Regions from separate parts of the Homo sapiens genome. Here all the other regions are linked to region 2. The links are chromatin contacts, found by Hi-C or POLR2A ChIA-PET in ENCODE. All regions are on one chromosome and are shown on one strand. Each heading gives the region's core, a stretch centred on a gene start or an enhancer-like site at or near the end of the contact. The rest is flanking DNA. Distances are from core to core; before and after follow the strand shown. Region 1 holds the start of OCIAD1 (OCIA domain containing 1). Region 2 holds the start of NFXL1 (nuclear transcription factor, X-box binding like 1). Region 3 has its middle 17 kb from the start of GABRA4.

Evidence for each region. A loop is a pair of places that touch in the nucleus more often than their neighbours do. ChIA-PET counts read pairs that join two places held with the same protein, here RNA polymerase II (POLR2A). Pooled maps may share reads with other maps.
Region 1: a map of B cell shows a loop between it and region 2 (17-fold over the local background). The contact joins the promoter of OCIAD1 here to the promoter of NFXL1 in region 2. A Hi-C loop is called at or near these places in 8 of 168 maps with a recorded cell type or tissue (B cell, CD4-positive, alpha-beta T cell, CD8-positive, alpha-beta T cell and 3 more), 6 of 37 single-sample maps with no recorded cell type and 25 of 50 pooled maps. POLR2A ChIA-PET finds 5 or more read pairs at or near these places in 1 of 52 experiments (WTC11).
Region 3: a loop to region 2 is called in a map with no recorded cell type, with 8 times the contacts of the local background. The contact joins the enhancer-like site here to the promoter of NFXL1 in region 2. A Hi-C loop is called at or near these places in 2 of 37 single-sample maps with no recorded cell type and 5 of 50 pooled maps. POLR2A ChIA-PET finds 5 or more read pairs at or near these places in 1 of 52 experiments (naive thymus-derived CD4-positive, alpha-beta T cell).

What each region holds. Positions count from the first base shown.
Region 1 is chr4:48,829,806-48,832,505 of GRCh38, reverse strand. It overlaps OCIAD1 (OCIA domain containing 1), which reads right to left and starts at 1,418. Exons shown (of 9, transcript NM_017830.4): 1 at 1,257-1,418. RefSeq lists enhancers at 502-1,064, 1,065-1,628, 1,471-1,850.
Region 2 is chr4:47,913,172-47,915,871 of GRCh38, reverse strand. NFXL1 (nuclear transcription factor, X-box binding like 1) reads left to right here and starts at 1,289. Exons shown (of 23, transcript NM_001278624.2): 1 at 1,289-1,507; 2 at 1,667-1,903. The coding sequence starts at 1,669. It overlaps LOC101927157 (a long non-coding RNA gene), which reads right to left and starts at 1,645. Exons shown (of 3, transcript NR_125879.1): 1 at 1,168-1,645. RefSeq lists enhancers at 1,309-1,538, 1,049-1,734, 1,735-2,421.
Region 3 is chr4:47,009,521-47,012,513 of GRCh38, reverse strand. It overlaps a transcript of GABRB1 not described here. Among named protein-coding and RNA genes, the nearest start is that of GABRA4, 17 kb to the right of the region's middle. Within about 2 kb of position 1,458, at least 2 of the 41 ENCODE cell types and tissues checked have a DNase peak (open chromatin) inside an H3K27ac peak, as active enhancers do.

The DNA of each region.
Region 1 (2,700 bases), core at 169-2,668, 920 kb before region 2:
TATTTATTAAACACTACTATATCTTACGTACTCCACATGTAAATAGCTAGATGAAAAAGTAACAGACCTACTGATTAATTTGGAACTCACTATTCAGGTTAAGTCCCTTAATTGAAAAAGCATATGCGTTTTATAAGTTTATAATTTTTTTTACTATCAAGATATCAATAAAATAACAGACATATTTTTTCCTCCTGGAAGTGGGTTCTTTCACATCCTATGTTTTGGTCGTTTCTCGAATCTATGCCCAATGATTAGGATAATTCCCCAAAATAGAAGAGAAAAAAAATTTCAAGTCATTTCTGAGCTTCCATATTAAAAAATGAAATAATCATCAGAAACATTCAACCTCTCCCACAAAGGAGCACTCCAAAATTATGGAATAACAAAGACGACATATCCTTCTCCCTGTGAGGTAAAACTAACAGCAAATTCTGTATCTCCAAATTTCCTTCCACCCCAAGAATATAAGAAAAAAATGCATAAAATTCCAAGAATATACATTTTTTATTTGGTTCTTTTTTTAAAAACTCATATATTGGGACTCAGACCAACAGATCAAGTAACCGTATTTTACAGAACGTTTACGTGGGATCATGATTATTCTCATTTTAAAAACAATTTGCATGGAAACAGGAAATGGCATACACAATGAGGACAGCAACTGAGCCCTTCCATAATTCATTCAGTCAATAAGCCATGAAGGCCTACTACATGCCAACCCCTTAATTAGAGAAAAGAAATAAAAAAGGTCAGCTGAATTCATGGATGGATGGAGCCTGCTGAATAAACTACCTTTACCCTACAACCGTATGAGAAAAAATGAAACCCTCTTATTTCCCATAACGGCATCCTTCCTAGAAACACCAGGAAGACTGTCAGGGCTGACACGGCGCTTAAGACAATACCATTTTAAGTTCTTTACACAAAACAACGCTGGATTAAAGCCTAAGCGGCCTACAACCGCTGATTACCGCACTCCATCCTCCACCCAGTGTCCGTCTCCCACCTGCCGTTACAGACTGAGCAGCAACCCCACACGCATCCGTGACCACGAACTTCCCCAGCTCACACCCCCAGAAGCACTCCGTCGCCTCCCGCAGTCACCGGCACTCAGGAGGCCGAGACCCGAGCGCGATCTGTCCACCCTCACAGGCAGGAAAATGGCGGAAGGTGCGAAAGTCGTGGATGGCCGCAAAGGTGGTGAGGGGATACGCGGAGGGCAACAACGGGGCTGTTTGCGTCACCTCACCCACCTCCCGACGACAGCAGCAGGCGACTGCAAGGAAAACCAAGCGATCAGGGGCAGAAGGCCCGGAGGGTGGACTCGAGAGGGGGCAGGGAGGGAGAAAAGTGCAAGGTACCGCGGGGAGGGGGAGGGGTAGAACAGCCGCAAGAAGTCATCCAGACAGGGGCTCAAAATGACCGCGACCCGGAGGCACTGTATACTTACGGCAGGAAATGACGTCAGACCTCACTGCGGGTCTGAGAGCCAGCAGCCTAGGAATAGACGCATGCGTATACTCGTCCCTTTGCCCTTTCAGGCAGCTGCGGCCACGAGCCGCACTGCGACTGCGCAGGCGACAGCGGCGGACCAAGAACCCTGCCCCGCCCCTTCCCTGGATGGCGGGGAAGGGGGTTGGGAGTAGGCTTGACTTTGGGCTGTTGTGATGCACCTCTCTGGTCTTCTCGTGGCGGCTGGCGGGAACGTTCCGGAACCCTCTGTTGTCCCTCTTTTGAGAGCGACTTTATAAATTATCTCTTTTATGAGATAATTTCATTCTTTGAGCCTGTAGGCTAAGTAGTAGAAAGTAATTTTTAAGCATGCATACCTGGTTATTTGTCACACCCTCTTGATCCAAGTTTCCAACAAGTTCTACAACCTCTGGCAGGGTACCGTGATCTCTCTGAGGCTACGGTTTTTCTCACCTGAAAAGTGGAATTACATATAGGGTTGTTAGAATTAAAACAACACATCACTGTCTATTAATGAGGGGGCTCACGACTTCTACACATCAGACATGGTGCTGCCACACCCAGCCAATCAGCATTTTACTCATTTTCATACATTCCTTCCTGAAGTATTTATTAGTGCCATGTACTGCAAGTTATTAGTGACTAAACAGTGGGCAAATCCAGTCCTACTATTTGTCAACCCCTCAAAGCCTCTCAGGTTTCTCATCTCTTTCTGAGCCCCTTTGCCACTTTATCATTTAACATTTATTCTCCCGAAGACATACTTAAGGGAGACAGTCACGTGAAACGAATCCAACGCTGTGTTTCCTTCCTTGGAGTCTTTTGATAGCTCCAGTCATGCACCGAATATAAGGCCCATCATGGCCTGGTGGTGCCTGTGCCTTTTGAGCGTCACTTTCTTCTATTTCAGGGTTCACTAACAAGAAACAGCCTGGAGGTCTTTGCCCTCAGTGTTCTCTGTGCACTGTTTCCCCAGTACAACTCTACTCCCTGCTTTGTCAATTCTAACGATATTTCAAAATTCTGCTTTTACATCACCACCTTTGTGATGCCTTCCCTGAAATACACCCCAGAGAAGTAATCACTCTTCCTTCTTAGTCCTTAGCTTGTCCATACTGCTGTCACTGCAATGTACTTTTGCACTGAATAGTGATCTTTTTTACTTACGTCTGTCTCTGTTACAGAGCTCCTTTAGGACAGAGATGTTGGCTTGTAAGTCTTTAT
Region 2 (2,700 bases), core at 40-2,539:
CCCCAGAATGAATTTTTGCAATCTACCTGTCAGTATATATGCACATGTATCTTATTGGAAAACTCAGCAAAATCATAAGATTTAGGTCCTGGCCCTCAACTATTTTCCTTAACAAAATCTACTTTAGGGAGATGCTGTGAAGGTAAAAATTAGCATGTCCCAGGGAAAGCTCATTGCACACTACAAAGGACTATGACAATAACAGGCTTTAGATTTATTTTCTACATTGGCTCTAGCATTTTAGAAGGGTACTTTTACTACTCAAGCCACTTTCCTGCAACTCTCCCCCGAATTTCCCTCCTTCACAGTGGCCAACCTCAAAGCGTTTTCAATGTAAGTGCCTTTCCTGTTAGTGAGACTTCCCTATGAAAATAAATAGTTTAAAGGTTGTTGGAGCCTAAAACTCACTAAGCCTGGAGAGAGATGTGACTGTCATCTGAGTTACACGTGGTTACAACTTCTGTTTCTCAGATTATAGATTAACTTGCTTTCTTATTTTTCTTGTTCTATACAATGGCTAGAGAGAATTAAACGAAGTTAAGGACAAAAACTTCCTGCCTTCTTAATGATCCTTATAGATTAACTTCTGCTTTGTTGCCCCGGTTTGCTTAGACCAGATGACAGAAAATCCTTTATGAAAAATGTTAAATGTACACTTCCCAAAAAGAAACACTGTCTATAATCAAATTGTTGTAACTATTCTCTAACCTTGTATGAGAAAATGCTGTAATCCTGCTAAAAAACCTCTCAGTTTCTGCCTATATAAGTGAAATCTTAAATCTCTACTTCGGAACGCTGACTCCTTCCTTGGAGTCGGTGTTTCTAGGTAGGCTATCCTCAAACTTCGCGCTTTTGATTATTTTACATTGACACCTCCTGTCATCCGCAAGCTCAAAGGCAAGGCTAATAAAAGATGGCAGAGAGCCAATTAGGGACAGAGCCATGTAATCCTCATACCCAGGTGAGTTTAGGGCAGTCTTGCAGAAGCAGAAGCAAATTGTGGGGTCACGAAACCCTCCGGACCCGCCCGCCTCCACCACCACGCGCCCCTATGACCTTCGACCCCTCCCTAGCCCCAGAGCACGCCGGGAGTTGTAGTTCCCAAAGGCCTGTTCGGGCCAGCGCAGGCGCTTGGGGTTTCCCTCCCACCCAACCCCCGCACTTTACCGGATAAGGAAGCGGCCCGTGCTGCCACGCAGTCGCCGGAACGCGGGCGGGGGCTTCTGGGAGTTGTAGTCTGTTGGGGGCGTGCGCAGTCGGTAAGGAGACGTAGCTTTCCGTGGGGTGTACCACTGCAGTTGGTTCCCGGCGGGAGACGCAGGGTCAGTCTGTGACTCTTCCCCTACCACGCTCCCGCAGAGGCTGAGGAGGCGGTTTCGACTTCTCCTCCGGCTTTCTGTCTTCGGCACTGTGTGCTTCTTGCTCCGCGGTTTATTTCTGTACCTAGTCCTCCCTCCCCTCTTCGGTCCATCTCCAAAGCCCGGGCTTGGCGGGGACTCGCCCTCCGGTAAAGGCAGGGCCGCGACCTCCTAAAACCCGGTCGCCGCCCTGCAGGAACCTTCCTCACTCGGCCCCTCACACCGGGTTTCCGCACTGACCCTCCTTCGCCTCGGTCCTCGCTGCGCTCACCTCCTTCCACTCTTTTTTTTTTTTTTCTCCTTTGCAGGGATGGAAGCTTCCTGGCGCCAGGTGGCCGGTGGCCGAGGCCGATCCCGGGGACGGGCCACTGCCGCCCCCTCAGGAAATGGAGTCCATCTCCGCGGCGCCGGAGGAGGGCGAGAGAAGGGGTCGGTGGGCGCAGTTCCTTCTGGCACCAGTCCCGGAGGAGTCGCGACCACGGCGGCTGCAGGGAGCAGGCACAGCCCCGCAGGATCCCAAGCCCTGCAGACTACCGCAGCCAGCGGTGAGAATGGCTCCCGCCCGCGTGCTCACCTGGATGCCTCCTAAGGCAGTTACTAGTCAGGACCGCCTCCGCCCTCGCCTTCTTTCTTTCACTGCTTTTCCCCTCGTTCGGGAGTTTGTTATCGGGCCCACTTCTCCAGCCTTTCGGGTGGCTGCTCTTTTCGGCACTCTAGGTAGATTTCCATCGCACCTCTTTCATCTTAATTTTAGGTGGTATTACCTTTGTTACTTCCCTCCACTCTTGCCTACTTGAATCTCCAGACCATCAGTTGTAAATTGTGGCCCGGTGTTCTGATTTGGTCTATAATGTTGTTTGGTTAACACAGAGTTTTAAATGTGGATTGATTGTCAGCGGTTGTTTGTCGTTTTTAAAAATCTGGTTAACAACCTTGTGGCTTTAGTTATCTTTGTGCATGGCAACAGTCAGCTCGGCTGAGTCACAGAAATCCCATTTAGATTGGACTTGGGCATTCCATCTCACATTCTCTCTCATTTCTGGAGCCAGGTGTCATTTGTCATCTTTACCTTTGCCTTTGTTTCTTGACTTGTCTTATTCCTTGTAAGCACTTGAGCTTTTGATACCTTCCTTGACTGTAGTTCCTATTTACAAATTCCATGTCCTTCTGTGGACATATCTGGTGTTGCCTCCGATATATCAATACTTTTCATCCAAGACCATGTTTTCGTGGAGCCAGGGAGGACTTACACACAATTGTGCATGGGGCCGAGGGAATAATCCCTGAAATCATTTTATTTTTGTGTTTGGAATGCATTTCAGGATACATTTTTTTGGGGGGT
Region 3 (2,993 bases), core at 209-2,708, 900 kb after region 2:
TAGGGAAATGGATGGAGCTGGAGACCATTATCCTTAGCAAACTGAGGCAGGAAGAGAAAACCAAATACCACATGTTCTCACTTATAAGTGAGAGCTAAATGATGAGAACACCTGGACACATAGAGGGAAACAACACACACTGTGGCCTATCAGAGGGTGGAGGGTGGGAGGAGGGAGAGGGTCAAGAAAAATAACTAATGTATACTAGGCTTAATACCTGGGTGATGAAATAATCTGTACAACAAACCCCCATGATGCATGTTTACCTGTGTAACAAACCTGCACATGTACTTCTGAATTTAAAAACATCAATTTGCATGATGATATTATATATAAAATATTTAAAACAAAAAATAATGTTACATGGTATTTATTTTGTATACACATGTAAAAATATATAAGTGTGCATGAAATGAACTACCAAATTCAATATGGTGTTTACTTTCAAATGAAGGACAGTGTGGTGGATACTCAGGAAGCTTTAATTGTATCTGTAATGTTTTATTAATTTATTTTTAAATTCTGAATCAATTTTGACAAATGTTAGAATTTAATAGCACTCAGTGTGGAGTACCTAGATGTTTATTATATCATATTCTACTGTGGGATTTTTTTTCCTGTATTTGGAAATATTTTTTAAAATGGGCTTTTAATGATTGGGAAGAATTTTTATAGAAGCCTATACAGCATATATAGTTGGTGGGAAGATTTATACTCATTCATCAAACATAAAATTAGATTTAGGTACAAATCTTAAAGCTTGAAAAGGGGAAGTTTTTCCCCTTTATTAAGAAGTGCATTTTACTCAGAGAATATGAATAAATGAGCTACCCTAAGATTGAAACTATATGAAAAATACAAAGTGAAGCAAGGCTTAATCAAACTCATGTACCCCACCACCATGACTGGAACATACCAGAACAGATGTGCATGCCCACAAATGATCTCTTTGGGAGCAGCTTGGCCTCAGAGTCTGAGTCTGATATGTTTCTGTTTCCCAAATGGTCAAACAAAACCATTTGACCCTACTTGGGACCTTACCCTTATTCATTCTTGCACCTAGTTTTTGGCCCCAAGCAAGCAGTACCCAAGGTAGAAGTCCTCAGTTCAGCTCACATCCTTCTTGCTGTCCATTTTTCTCTGTAGTTGCCGCCCAGACAGTTCACAGCTGGGTTTAATACCTACTGCAGCTCCCTCAGTCCTGAGTGGGATCACAGGTCTGGGTCCAGCTCATACCTGTGGCCTTATTTTTGCAGCAACAATGATAAGGTGAGGTCTTGGGCAAAACAGGAAAGTCTTTGAAGTTTGTCCCTGGGCCCTCCCACCTTTTTCTGCTAATGTTTCCCACACAGCTGCATTTCCTCTCAATTTTTAGGTACTTTGACCTTTGAATTTCATCTACCATTGAAACTGCAACTAGTCTAATGCTTTCACTTTCACTTTGACTAAAACTTATTCACACCAACGTGTTAACTCTCTAATGTTTTAACACTTTTAAGATTTTTACCTCTAGCTGAAGAAGGACTCTCTGTCAGTGGCAATGAGTTTAAAAAAAAAAAGTGTCAGGTTCAAAAATCCACTGTGTGAGTTATTAATAGAACTAACACTTTGTTAGTGCTAACTATGTTCCAGGAGCTCTTCAAATAGTTTTAACATGTATTAACACATTTCATCTTTGATAAAAATCCTATGAAATAGGCACTATCATTGTCCTCATTTTGCAAATGACACTGAAACCCAGAGTGGAGAAGCAATGTTCCAAAAGTGAAACAGCTAAGAAGTTCAGGAGTCAGGATGACACTAGGTCAGAGCCAACAACATTCCAGCTTTGGGGAGGAAGATTCAGGAACTTTGCTACATAATAAGAATATATGGTGATGGCATGATAATTTCACAATAATAAAAGTTACTGGGAAATGTGGCAACATTTGAGTTGATCATATTTATTTGCATTGACAAAATAAAGTAAGCTCTGCATTGCTTACAATATTTCCTTCATTAGTGTGCAACACAATCATTGTTATGCAATCATTCACAGACTATTAGAGTAGGAGGCAGGAGACCTAACTACCATTAACTGACTAGATGTGATCTTTATTTTGTTACTTAACCCCTCAGGTTCTCATCTCTTAAGCAAGGATGAGGCAGAGATCTGAACTAAATAATGTAAAAAGTTATTACTGCTCTAATAGTCAGCAAATGGGTCTGGTTAGCTTTACTGGCTATATTTTATTATAGTTTGTTGCTCAGATAACATGATCATCTGATTACATCTTAAACATTTTTTTAAAAAGAAATACTTTGGTGATTGCAATTCCTCCTGCATTGTTTCATTACTTATTAAAGGAAGGACAAGACAGTGTGTGCCACTCATTGAGAAAGCTTCCTTGAGTATGCACCAAAGCAAAGGCTGGCTGAGAATCTGCAGCAAAACAGCCAAATTTATCCAGAGGTGAGCAGAAGCCTGGTTAAAATGTCAGCTGTGGTAGGTAAAGTTTATCTGCACAGAGTTGCACAGCTCATCCGAATGTCTTGTTTTGTGAACTGTTTAGTAGAGCCTTTAAAAAGGAAGCTTTCAAAGTATACACATCCATTAAAAAATACTGAATTTGGATGAAACTTTCAGTTGCTTATCAAATGGTGACCACCATCACATTCTTGGTTTTATTTATTTCCGTTCCAGGCTGAAGACCACCTGTTGAGTACTACCTCAATCACTCAGTGGTCAATACATAATGTTTTTGGCACACTTCTCCTTATCCAGTGGACAGGCCCTAAAACCCCCCAACTTAAATCACCTCAACCAATTAACTTCTCCACTCCTACAATCAAATTCCAGAGTACCTTTGGAGATAATCCACAATGGTATGGATTTTATGCTATCATACGACTTTGACATCATCTGGCTAACCAGAGGCCTCTTGTCAATGGTCATAAACTTGGTTTCTACAACTGGACTTATTAGCTCTCAAGTTCTATTTTTTTCTTCTTAA